2 separate regions of the Homo sapiens genome follow, and region 2 is linked to region 1. The links are chromatin loops, found by intact Hi-C in ENCODE. Cell type or tissue: PC-9. All regions are shown on one strand. Links, peaks and the distances in the headings refer to the core of each region. The heading gives the core; the rest is flanking DNA.

Region 1 (6,613 bases), core at 1,560-4,059:
TATTTTAATCCACTTGGCCATAAAGGCCCACTAGATTAGGAGAGGTTGAGATGACATTCCCAGCTTGAAACCTTTGCTATAACATTCTTAGATAAAATAACACCATTCTCTTACACATTCTAACAATCATGGGGATGAATGTGGTCTTCGAAAGATTGAAGTTTCCAAGAATGCGTTCTTGGAATAGGTTTCTGATTTCCATCCTACTGTGACCACTCCTTCCACCTCCCACCGGGAGAGGTGTTTAAGTCACTTTTGGGATTTAGGTTTCTTACTTCTTTCTTCTTCGTCGCGTCGTCCTCCTCGTCTTCTCCTTCTCTTCTTTCTTCCTTCTTCTTCCTCCTCCTCCTCCTTCTCGTTCTTCTCCTCCTCTTTCTTTTCTTTTTCCTTCTTCCTTCCTCTTCTTTCCACTTCCCCACACCAATCTCCTCCCAAGAGGTTACAATTTTCTTGAGGAAAGTTCCACAGACCTTCTCTACTGTGGGGAAAGACCACCGGAATTTTTTAAAGGGTGACATGAGGACTGAGGAGTGGATGGATTTTGAAAGGTAATTTTGCATTTATTTGCAGACACCCAGCCCTGAAGTGCAATGGAGTTGGGTTTTCTTGATTTGCATAATAATAGATAAGCTTTTAAGATGCATCATTCAACTATGCCGATCTTTCAGGTTCAGATTCAGTTGCAATTTTTTCCATATGCATTTTCTGATTTCTGATTATTGCTGAGTTCTTAGGAGTGAAGTGACTTTTAGAAAAGATAGAAAACTAGGATTAAAAAAACAGTGGTGAATATTTCCATTCAGAGCACAATTGTATTTTTGCATTGAGGCACCTCTTTTAATAAAGGAAACTTAATATATTGGAGTTGTGGACTCTGCTTGTAGGATTTGTAGGCACTTGCCACCTTCACTCCATCCCTAGGGCTGGACAAGAAATCTTAGGATTCCCCCCTATCCCGCCCCCCCACGCCTTTTCCTTGTAAGCTAAGGACTTGCTTTTTCTAAGATGCTGACAGCCATTTTACTGTTTCTCACCCAGTCCTTGACAAAAGGTGAAATTGGATCCCAACACATTGTCATTCAGGTAGGGATCCTAAGCAAATGTAGTTTTAAAAGGCTGCCCTGTTGAAAAAGACACTTCGAAAAAAAGCTCTGATCGGTGGGGGGTTTGTGCCCAAATGGTCCTTTATCTCCTCCCAACTGGCCTCTTTCTAACACCTTTGCAACCTCATTGTGGAAACGGACCTCCTGTGGACAGGGTTTTGTCTGGCAAAATGTGAAGTGGCTTCTCTCCTTTTTTGAAAGGAGACACACATACTGTATTTAAATTCTGCTTCTTGAGCTGTACATTGATCTGCCACTTGCTTCTAACTGGGAAAATTGCAGAAAGTGTCTCTTTTTAATTTAGTTAGACTGGTCGGAAAAAAAAAAGTCGAATGCAGGTTAGATTTTTGGCCTTAGAACAAAGATTTTGAGCCCCACATTCTCATCTGTAAACCTTTGGGATTTGTTCAGTGGGTCTGAAATTATGTGGGTTTAGTTACCTAAAGTGTAGGTTATATAGCCCTCCCTGCAGCATGATGGATTTTATAGAGGTGGAGCTAATCTGTTTTTCAGAGGTAAGCCTCACATAGGCTTTAAGGTGTGACTTCCTACGAAGATGGTCAGGGTGGGGGTGGAGAGGGGGATAGTTGTGTCTCTTTGGAAAAGAATGTCTTCCCTTGCTTAAGGGATTGACTCCTTTCATTTGACCTTGGCATTTTGAGCATAGTACAGGCCTTTCAGGACACCATCTCACTTTATGAGAAACATTCTATAGGCCTCTTTATATGTAAAAAGCCAATGTTCAGACTTTTATATTGCTTCTGCTGCTGAAATTCTCGAAAGACGATTTTAAAGTTTGAGAAATTATAAAGTAGCCCTCAAACCAGGCCTGTTGTTTTGCAGCATTTCAAGTGGCAGCACTTACTGCTTATAAGGAGTTGCAAGGGGGTAATTTTACAAAAACAAAAACCTAGGCTTCTTTTAGCACTATAGTTTCCCATGACGTAGTTTTCGCACTTGCTGATAGAGAAGACAGTTTGAAAAGCGTCTACCTTGAAGATTTTCTTGGAAAATTCTCCAGTGGGGGCTGCCTACTCATGATTTTTGTTGTTCCTTTTTAATAATGGACAAAATATATTTTAAAAAATCTTTAAATAAGTTGTGCCAACCAATTTTGCCAGTACTCTGGGAAAGCTGTCACTGAATACTGTTCCCCTGACAGCAGACATCATACATCATGGATAAAAGTCAAAAACCTAATCATCATCTCCTCATGGGTCTGGTGCAGAGGAGCCATGGTGGCATTGAGGTCTGGGAGCAGTAAGTGGCTGTGTCCAGGGAGACGGGTTTTTGCCTATTTATTCATGCAACAAGTTTTTATCAAGCAGCATCGTGGAGTGGAAAGAGCCCCACATTGGGTAGGTAGAGACCTGGATTCCAGCTCTGCCATTTGCAAGTTGGGTGATTTTATCTGTAAAATTGAGGATGGTGATTCTTCCTCAAGATTTGCTCTGTGGACTTAAAGGAAATAGTGCATGTAAAGGCATCTGTTAATGTTAAGCCAGGGCTGAGAAATATTGATGGATGTGGTTGTTCTCAAATGGAGAAATGATTATTGGAAGCTTACTGAGCATGGAGCTCTATGCTGGGTATTCAGGGGATTTTACAAGGACGTATTCCAGCACAACTCCTTAAGGAGTTTACATTCTCGAGGAGGAGATAAGATTGCACAGGTAAACCAGCTAAGTAACAATGCCTGCTTGTTAGAAGGCATATCTGGCTCTGGGAGCCATTTCGCCAGGCACTTATAAGGCCCATTTAACATTATAGGACAGTACAGGCTTCCTAACAGCAAGGGCCTGGCACAAGGCCAGTGTGCCTGCCTTAAAGTTAGCCCAACTCTGCTGGGCTGGGCACACTTACTATGAACTTGGCAGACAGACCAGCAGGTTGGTCAGACAGCTGCTGGATGAGGCCTGGGAGGGAGGGAGGAGCAGGGTTTCTTCCAGTCAGGGCAGAAGAAATACCAGAAGCAAGAACTGGAGCTTCAACTCCAATTGAAGAAAAAGCAGCAGCTAGAACAGAGGCATGTTCAGGAACTGAAGGACTCAGCTGGGGCAGAAGTGTCAAAGATATAAAGCAATGTTGTAAATACTGACTACAGCTGGAATTAAAGAGCAACGCTTCTTTGTATGCAGTAAAACAACAATGCACTAAATTCCTTCCTTTTTTTTTTTTTTTTTTTCTTAAGAGACAGGATCTTTGCTCTGTCACCTAGGCTGGAGTGCAGTGATGTGATCATAGTTCACTGTAACCTCAAACTCCTGGGCTCAAGCAGTCCTCTTGAGTAGCTGAGACTACACACACATACCATCACACCCTGCTAATTTTGTAATTTTTTGTAGGGATGGAGTCTCACTCTGTTGGCCAGGCTGGTCTTGAACTCCTGGCCTCAAGTGATCCTCCCACCTTGGCTTCCCAAAGTTCTGGAATTACAGATGTGAGCTACTGTGCCTGTCCTGCATTATTCATTTTCGCATATATCCAACAAAATTTTGGGGAGCTTCTGCTCTATGAAGGGTCTTGGGTTAGATTTTATTTATTTATTTTTTATATTTTGAGATGGAGTCTTGCTCAGTCACCCAGGCTGGAGTGCAGTGGCGTGATCTCTGCTCACTGCAACCTCTGCCTACCGGGTTCACGCCATTCTCCTGCCTCAGCCTCCTGAGTAGCTGGGTCTACAGACGCCTGCCACGACACCCGGCTAATTTTTTTTGTATTTTTAGTAGAGACGGGGTTTCACCATGTTAGCCAGGATGGTCTCGATTTCCTGACCTCGTGATCCACCCGCCTCGGCCTCCCAAAGTGGGGTTAGATTAAACTGGCAATCACAGGTGACTAAAGCCTAGTCCATGCCCTTAATCTGTCAACTAATGATGGAAATAGACACAAAAAGAGGCATTATGATACAGGTGGTTAGCGAGAGACATAGAGGCATTACACTGCAGTAGGTTAGTGCAGTGGTAGAGAGAGAAACAGGATATTATGGGAGCATAGAGGAGCCTTGCCCAAGCCCCTCTGGTGAAGTCAAGGAAGTTAGCTACTTCTCCATTGTCCTTTTCAGTGAAATGTCCACACACACAGGCCAGTCCTGAAGGAAGCAGCAGCAGCAGCAGCAGCAGCAGCAGCTTCACACATGAAGGGTAGCCAAATCAGTAGTTCATTAGATGTTTCTGATTCCTTTGGTGGCACTGGACAAGGTAGCTCGTGTATCTTGAACACCTGAACAGGACTCTGACTCCTGTGCCCCTTCATATGGCTCCCATGTCTCATTTCTTTGGCCATTATCCTAGAGCTTCTGTGGTTATTGGACATAAATATCTTGCTGGCTCTATTATAACTGCAAGCTGATTTGCAGTCATGTTTGGTAAGATGTGTAATTTCCTCTAAATCACATGCATCATAACAGGACAGGGCTGGTTTAGAATGATTTGAATGTGTAATTACGCAATATAGAATATTTTCGAAGGAAAAATCACCTGTATATGCAAATAATGTGATTTGATTCTACGCCTTGTGTACCATATAAGCCTTAGTGGAAAAACTGCTGTGTTGCTTTCTTTTGAAAATGGATATTTAGAATAGAAGAAAACTGTCCATTGACGGATGACTCTGAGTTGAACTTGTCAGGAATGAGCCCAAGAAAAAGCATGTTGAATGACTTCTGATAAACTGTCTCTGTTGTGCTTAGCACTTCCTGGACTTCCTTCTCACTAATGCCTATCTTTGCTGGCCTTATTCCTTGTGCTTATTATGTTTTTCCTGCCAATAGTACTTGAGTCTGGAAGGGCTTGGGGGAGGGAGAGGAGATGGTTTTACACTTAGTAACATGTTGCTGCTATTTCTGGTTGCTGCTTGAGGAGTTCCTTCCTTGAGCTTAAGTGGATGAGCAGGCAGGAACCTTGCAGAACTCTGGAATTTTGGTATTAGATGGAGTGGGATTTATTTTAGATATGCTTGGACCTTGGAGTAAGAATTTATTGAAAGTCAAAATATGAAGGGACAACAGGGACAAGAATTTTGACTCAGCCAGTTAGTTATTAACTGTGTAACTTCTGTCATGTTATTAAATCACTCTGAACTTTAGTGTCTTTGTATTTCATGTAGCTAATGGGAGTAAATATATTTTAAAGGATAACCAAGTGTCTAGCTCAGGGCCTAAGGTAGGAGCAGTCAATAAACAGAAATGTAAATATGAGAGCAGTTCATTTAGTGCCAGGGCACAGAACCGGGAAGGTGGTAAACATGTAGCTCCTAAGCCTGAATGAAACTGAAATCTAATTTGTAGACCTGCAGATTTCAATATGGTCAATCCTCTGCCCCCAGGTTTTTAAGATATGGTTCACGGACCTTTGGATGTGGTGCAAAGCCATGCTTGGGGCTTTCTGAAGAAAATGCTAGACCTGGCTAGTCATAGTTATTTCTTTAGTTTTAAACTACAAAGATTTAAAAACATATACAAAAGTAAATAAAATAGCATATGAATATCCACATACCTCTCACCCAGCTTAGACAGTTATTAATTGATGGTCAGGCTGGTTTCATCTCTACCTCTGCCTCCACTTGCTCTTCCCCCCAGATTATTATTATTATTATTATTATTATTATTATTATTATTATTTTATTTTATTTTTTTTTTTGAGACGGAGTCTCGCTCTGTCGCCCAGGCCGGACTGCGGACTGCAGTGGCACAATTTCGGCTCACTGCAAGCTCTGCTTCCCGGGTTCATGCCATTCTCCTGCCTCAGCCTCCCGAGTAGCTGGGACTACAGGCGCCTGCCACCGCGCCCGGCTAATTTTTTGTATTTTTAGTAGAGACGGGGTTTCACCTTGTTAGCCAGGATGGTCTCGATCTCCTGACCTCGTGATCCACCCGCCTCGGCCTCCCAAAGTGCTGGGATTACAGGCGTGAGCCACCGCGCCCGGCCCCCCCAGATTATTTTGAAGCAAATTCCAAATATCACATAATTTCATCTATGACATGTTTATTGTATCCTTATTTAATTTCTATATTTGTAATGTTTTATAATATGTATAATATATTGGTACACTAGTATATAAAATTTACAATTCACAAATAAATATAAATATTTTGGAGGTTGTTTAGGCTACATTTTTTAACAATGATGTGCCTGAATAAAACCATTGGTGACTCTCCTAGATTTTTACAAATTAGTTAATACCTTTGCCCAGCAAATTCCCCAGCCTTCCAGTTGTAATGCCAAGCTTCTTTGGGGAAGCTCCTCTGGGTCTGTCCCTAATTGTGCTGTCTGGCCCTTGATTTCATGCCTGGCTTTCTCCACAAGACTGGGAGGGTCCTTGTTTTTCTTAAAGGCTGGCATATAGTCTAGGCACACACATTGGACTACTGCAATATGAACTGCATCTACTGCTTGTCCCTGTTCTCTCCCCCTTCCAGAAGAGACAAGAGTCAGAAAAGGACTAAGCGAGATAGCTGTAACTGGGAGAGAAGAGAGGCAGATTGAAGAGGAAGAGCTGGACTAATATAT
Region 2 (6,613 bases), core at 1,876-4,375, 80 kb after region 1:
TGAAATTTAAGAGATTTTTTGTGGGCGAAGATTTCTGAACGAAGCATGTTCAAGGAAACTTTCTGGGAGACCAGAGGCCATTTGATAACATTTTAAAGAAACTGATCCAGGGATATCAGTTTTGCCACTTTCCTTCAAGTAACAGATACAAGTTCTTACTTAGGCTGTTGTCAAATGTGAAAGTTTTTTCCCCCCACCCCCTTTGCACTGATGTCATTTTTTATTTATCTAGCTAGGAACAAGTTTAGAAGCCTTTAACAATAATTTTAGAAATTATACCTGCTGACTGAGCACTTATGGAACATCAGGGCTAGGCAACTTCCATGTATATCACATTGATTTTTACCAAATAACCTTGAAGGAAAGATATCTTATTACAGATGAGGAAATTGGGGCTCCAAGAGGTAAAATAAGTTATTTGTAGTTGATGGATATCAAGCAGGACAGCTAGCTTTTGAAATAAATATGACAGAAAGTTTTATTATTTGTACTTTTATTTTGTTTTGTTTTTTTTTTTTTTTTGAGACAGGATCTTGCTCTGTCGCCCATGCTGGAGTGCAGTGGTGGGATCATAGCTCACTGCATCCTTTATCTTCCAGGCTTGATCAAGTGATCCTCCCATCTCAGCCTCTCAAGTAACTTGGACTACAGGCACATGCCCACATGCCCGGCTGATTTTTTGTTGTTGTTTTTAGTAAAGATGAGGTCTTGCCATGTTGCCCAGGCTGGTCTCAAACTCCTCAGCGCAAACAATCCTCCTGCCATGGCCTTCCAAAGTGCTGGGATTACAGGCATGGGCCACTGTGCCCAGCCTATTATCTGTATTTTTAATTTAACATAGTTTATTTTTAAAATACATGTTTTCATCAGATACAGGAGTCTCTGCTAAACTGTCTTTATCTGAATAATTCAAGTGCAAGGGAATTATCGTACAATCTATTCTGTGTGTCTTATTACTGATTGTCAAAAAGTTCTTTTTTATTTGAACCAGAAGGGTACTGACTTTTAAATTCCTCCAGTCTCTCCACTCCATCCTCTGGAAGAACACTTAACAAATAGATCTGTGTCTGTTGTTTATCCCAAAAATGAGGACAGTTGTGTCGTTGTTATTATCATTTAGCCTAAATTTTAGTATAAACAGGTCTTAAATAATTTCTTCTTCTGTGACATGATTTCCAGATCCTTTCAGTACTGTGGTCATTATTACAACAACATAACAATAAAAGCTCATATTTACGCATTTATTGAAAAATTTGCTATCACTTCATTATGATGGTTCTCCCATGGGTTGAATTGAACACGGGATTTCTCATTCTACAATGAGAACACAGACACTTCAGTACCTTCTTGACTTAAATAACTGCTTAGACATTCTAGACTCTGTGGTCCTGGACAGTACCCAGAATGAAATCTTTAGGGACATGTTTACCTCGTATGTTTCCTATTCTGTAAAATATCCGCCATCACAATCACTCACACTTCTATGTCCTTTGAACTTCAGAACAACTCCATGAGGTAGGTGGCAGTATTGTTATTAGCAATGTTCAGAAAGGCCACGGATCCCAGCTAGTAGGTAATTAAGCTGGCTTTTAAAACAGTTGTGAAATTTATCAAATATATGGAGACGTGTAAAACATACATATAAATAAATATATTAAAATGAACATCTTAACTTACTACCCAGCTAAAGAAATGAAGCATTACCAAACTTAGAAGGCCCTTGTATGACCTTCCAAAGAGAATATCTTCCTCTCTCCCTCTCAGAGGTAGCCTTATCCTAATTTTTTGTTAGCAATTCCCTTGCATTTTTTTGTTTTGATTTGTTTTATATGTACTTATCCCCAAATTAATTTTGTGTTTGGCTATTTTTGTTCTTTATATAAATTTTAAGCATATGTTTATATTCACATATCTTGCTAGTTTCACTCAGCTTCATATTCATTAGAAGCACCCATGTTGACATCTGTAATTAAGGGTCATTTATTTCCATTTCTGTGGTATTCCATTATATGCAATTTATGTATCCATTTTATAGCTGACATTGTTTGGGCTGTTTCTAATTTTGTTGTTGTTTTGTTTTTTAAGAGACAGGTTCTCGCTCTGTTGCCCAGGCTGGAGTGCAGTGGCACGATCATTGCCCATTGCAGCCTCAAACTCCTGAGCTCAAGCAATCCTCCTGCCTCAGCCTCCCGAGTAGTTGGGACTACATGTACACCACTAAATCTGGCTAATTTTTAAAATTTTATTCTAATGTTTTGATTTTTGTTCATACCTCCGTACATAGTACAGAAGGAATAATTCCCTTAATTGCAGGAATTTTATTATCCTTGGCCTCCTGCCAACTTAATGATGGTAGAACTGTGTGTTGTATGTGTGTCTCCACACACCACTGCCCTAAATAGTGGGGCAGGTGACACTATTCAGCTCAGGTGGAGAATCACTTCTCTAGAGTAGAAGTGCTGGGTGTCAGTGTTCAACATGACTGAATAATGCCAGACTGCTTCCACAGTGGCTGTCATGGGTCACTTGCTTATCTGCATCTCCTTTAATATCTGATATTGTCTGATTTTTAATCCTTTGCCAAATGTGGGGTGTCTGAAATGGTATCAGGCGAGTTTCATTTGCCTCGCTCTGATTACTAATGAAGTTGAAACACCTTTTTGCATGCTTATAGTAAATTTTTGTGGTTTTGTTTTGTCAAATATCTATGAATGCTCCTTGTCCAGTTTTTTAGTTGTTTATTTTAGAAGTTTAAAAATGCTGTATATGTTCTAGATCAGTGCTGTCCAAAGAGAACTTTCTGAGATGATGATGTTCCATATTAGGGCAAGTAGAGTAGCTACCAGCCATGTATGACTACCGAGTAACTGAAATGTGTCTAGAGCTACTGATAATTAAATTTTAAATAAAATAGCTACATGTGGCTGGTAGTTACCATATTAGGTTGCTGTGCAGATTTATGATTCGTAAATAAGTCCTTTTAGTTTTTGCCTTCCTTGTCTTTTCATCTCATTTTATTGTTTTTATGTTTTGTTTGGTTTTGAGATAGGGTTTTGCTCTGTCACTCCAGTTTGAGTGCTTGGTGCAATCACAGCTCACTACAGCCTCCACCTTTGGGGCTCAAGCATTCCTCCCGCTTCAGCCTCCCAAATAGCTGGGACCACAGGCAGGCACCACCATGCCCAGTTCATTTTTGTATTTTTTGTGGAGACAGGGTTTCTCCACGTTGCCCAGGCTGGTCTTGAACTCCTGAGCTCAAGCAATCCACCATCCTTGCCCTCCCCAAAGTACTGCGATTACAGGCATGAGCCACTGCAGCTGGCCTCATTTTATCTTTTAAAGAATTAACGTTTTAATTTTAACTCAGTTTTTTAAAAAATCGATCTTTAGACATAAAGATATTCTCCTATACTGCCTTCTAAAACTTCTGCCTCTCTCACTTAAGACTTCTTTTTGTTTGTTTGTTTGTTTTGAGATGGAGTCTTGCTCTGTCACCCAGGCTGGAGTGCAGTGGCACGATCTCAGCTCACTGCAACCTCCGCCTCCTGGGTTCAAGGGATTCTTCTGCCCTTAGCCTCCCGAGGAGCCGGGACTACAGGAGTCCACCACCATGCCCGGGTAATTTTTGTAGTTTTAGTAGAGATGGGGTTTTGCCATGTTGACTGGTCTGATCTTGAACTCCTGACCTCAGGTGATCTGTCCGCCTCAGTCTCCCAAAGTCCTGGGATTACAGGCATGAGCCACCCCGCCTGGCCTCATTTAAGTATTTTATCCACCTGGAATTGATTTTGGTGTTGGATGTGAAGTAGGTATCCAATTTCCTTTTCTTTAGTAGATATCCAATTTCCTTTTCTTCCCCCATATGTGTTTTCAAATATTCTATCTCTGTCAAACAATCTGTACTTTCTTCATTTGTTTTCAGTGTGTTTTCTGTCATTAGTTGAGTTTTTGTGTATGTATGAATTTGATTTGGTTCCATTAGTCTATTTATCTATCCTTGTGCCAGTACCACATTATCTTAGTGACTAGTTTTATAACAAGTTTTGAAATCTGGTTGGGTAATACCACTCCCTGCATTTAGATTCCTTGGTTTCCCATCTTCAAACCCTGAGGTTTATCTCCTATCCCTGGTGCTCTGTGCTGTCATTAAAGTAAAAGGTCAAGGTCTCCAGATTATGCCCACATTCTCAGGAAGAAAGCAGGGTGTGACATGGGCTTACCTCCTAGATTTCCTGCTTTCACTTTGTTTGAGGACTCAGTCTTCCTAACAGCAATTCACCAGTTTCCCCACTTCTTAATAGTTATAAGAACAATTGTAACCGCTTATAGGATTTGTTTGATAAAGTAAAAATAGGTTAGTTATTCAAAGCAGATTATTGACCTGTGTGCTTTTAGCTCACAACCTTTAGGTGAAAGGGAACCGTTTCTTTATGCTTGGTTTTGTATATTTTGTATTATCTAGAATTCTGGCTTGCATTTTCTATCCATTATTTCTCCTTTGGGTTAATGAAAATTAGATGCCCATGGGTTCTTGCCCTCCCTCTTTACTAATCAAATCTTGTTGAGAGTTGGATCTTTCTTGTGCATACTATCTAACTTGGCAGGAAATCTAACATGTTGTTAATGTCCTCTGGTTAGGGGAGCAAAGGAATTAACACTAATAAAAAACATTTTGTGATTTTTTACTCTTGGGTATACAGTTTTACTTGCTTTTACTCATTTCTTTTAAACTAACCTTCAGAGAGTGTGGGTCTAAATTGTCTAACAATGTGTTTTAAATCCTTAATTAGTTCACTATATGTAGTTTTGCTGCCAAAGAAACTATGGCAACAGCCTTGGAAAAATTAAAATTCCACGCACACATTCTTGTGTGGAACACCTCTCATAGACTTCATTTTTTAATACTTTAAGAAATTGGCAAGGCGGGTGGATCATGAGGTCAGGAGATCGAGACCATCCTGGCTAACACGGTGAAACCCCCGTCTCTACTAAAAATACAAAAAATTAGCCGGGCGTGGTGGCGGGCGCCTGTAGTCCCAGCTACTTGGGAGGCTGAGGCAGGAGAATGGCGCGTGAGCCCGGGAGGCGGAGCTTGCAGTGAGCTGAGATCACACCACTGCACTCCAGCCTGGGCAACAGAGCAAGACTCCATCTCGAAAAAAAAAAAAAAATTAAGTTGTGTGTTTGCTTAAGGGTATTATATAAAGTTGAACTTGAATCAAGAAAAATAAATTTCTGAGCAAATGCCTCAGAAAGTAGCAAAATATGGTCTGCAAAACACAAAGAAGAAACAAAAGGAGAAGGAGCTTCTTGGGGGGCTTGATTGGATCATTAAATGGATCAGAGCCACCTTGGACTTGTTTCAAGAGTTTACTCTTAACTTTTTCTCAAATGCTCTAGTAATTATTTATATTAATAATTTACTCAATGAAATTGCAAACATATTTTCATAGTGTTTCAGAAACTGTTGAATTGATGGCAGTGATGGTTTTAGAGGATTTCAGAATTCCTTTGAAATGGGTCAGAGAGAACTGAGAGAACTCCTTATACAGGAGACGTACCTGACATCTGGTCAAGGGCATTCCTCTAGCAGCTCTCCCTGCTCTTCTGCGGTTTTTGATCTGTTTTGGATCATATCCATCACCACGTAAACACATTTCACCTATATTAAACAAACAAAAGACCCTTTTCTTGACCCCACTTTCCTTTCCAACTGCTGTCTAATTTCTTTGTTTCCCTTTGAGTCACAACCCATCAAAAGAGGTGTCCACACTCATTAGATCCAGTTCTGCCATTTTCTTTTTCTTTTTCTCTTTTTAAAAAATTATTATTATTATTATTATTATTTATTTTAACAGAGTCTCTCCCAGTCACCCAGCCTGGAGTGCAATGCAGCGATCTCGGCTAACTGCAACCTCCGCTTCCTGGGTTCAAGCAGTTCTTCTGCCTCAGCCTCTCGAGCAGCTGGGATTACAGGCATGTGCCTCCACGCCCAGCTAATTTTTGTATTTTTAGTAGAGACAGGGTTTCACCATGTTGGCCAGGCTTTTCTCGAACTCCTGACCTTGTGATCCACCCACCTCGGCCTCCCAAAGTGCTGGGATTACAGGCATGAGCCACCACACCAGGCCCTCTGCCATTTTCTCTTAAGCCTACTTCAGTCCTACCCATCCCACAAATCTACTCTCTTTAAGATCACCAAGGACCACTACTTTGCTAATTCCTCATTTACTTAACTAACATTAGTGTTGAACAGTTGATCCTTTTCATCTTCCTTGATAAATCTTCCTAACTTGGGTCTTTGGAATAGCACGCTTGCCTCCTTGCCTTTCCAGGCACATTCCTTTGCACAAGGTGCTGTTCAGACGAAGATCCCCATGGGCCCTCACCTCCTTCAAGTCTGTTCTCCCATGTCACCTTCTCAATGAGGTGAGCACCATTTTCAAAGCTGCAGCCCACCTTGCTTCCATGCTCCTGATTTTCCTTTTCCTTGTTCCATATTTCCTTTTTTCCCCTATCACTTATCACTTTTTGGATTTAGATACTGACTTGATAAAACCAGTTTGGCTATGAAAATTCTGGAAGACAAGCTAAGCAATAACCATCCTGGACA

What was found. A loop is a pair of places that touch in the nucleus more often than their neighbours do. Peaks named below come from ENCODE experiments on the same cell type or tissue, not always from the same donor. Only the 100,000 strongest peaks of a DNase experiment are listed, where the experiment ranks them.
Region 2: it touches region 1 in a loop (2.5-fold over the local background); 28 of 110 quality-filtered maps call a loop at or near these places.

Annotation. Positions count from the first base shown.
Region 1 is chr1:64,471,903-64,478,515 of GRCh38, forward strand. All of the region lies in intron 1 of CACHD1 (cache domain containing 1), which reads left to right. Among named protein-coding and RNA genes, the nearest start is that of CACHD1, 5.1 kb to the left of the region's middle. RefSeq lists enhancers at 356-1,141, 1,142-1,927. In PC-9, for the core only: no CTCF peak of the experiment used is centred there; no DNase peak of the experiment used is centred there.
Region 2 is chr1:64,551,966-64,558,578 of GRCh38, forward strand. All of the region lies in intron 2 of CACHD1 (cache domain containing 1), which reads left to right. LOC124904195 (a long non-coding RNA gene) reads left to right here and starts at 789. Exons shown (of 2, transcript XR_007066150.1): 1 at 789-6,429; 2 at 6,542-6,613. In PC-9, for the core only: no CTCF peak of the experiment used is centred there; no DNase peak of the experiment used is centred there.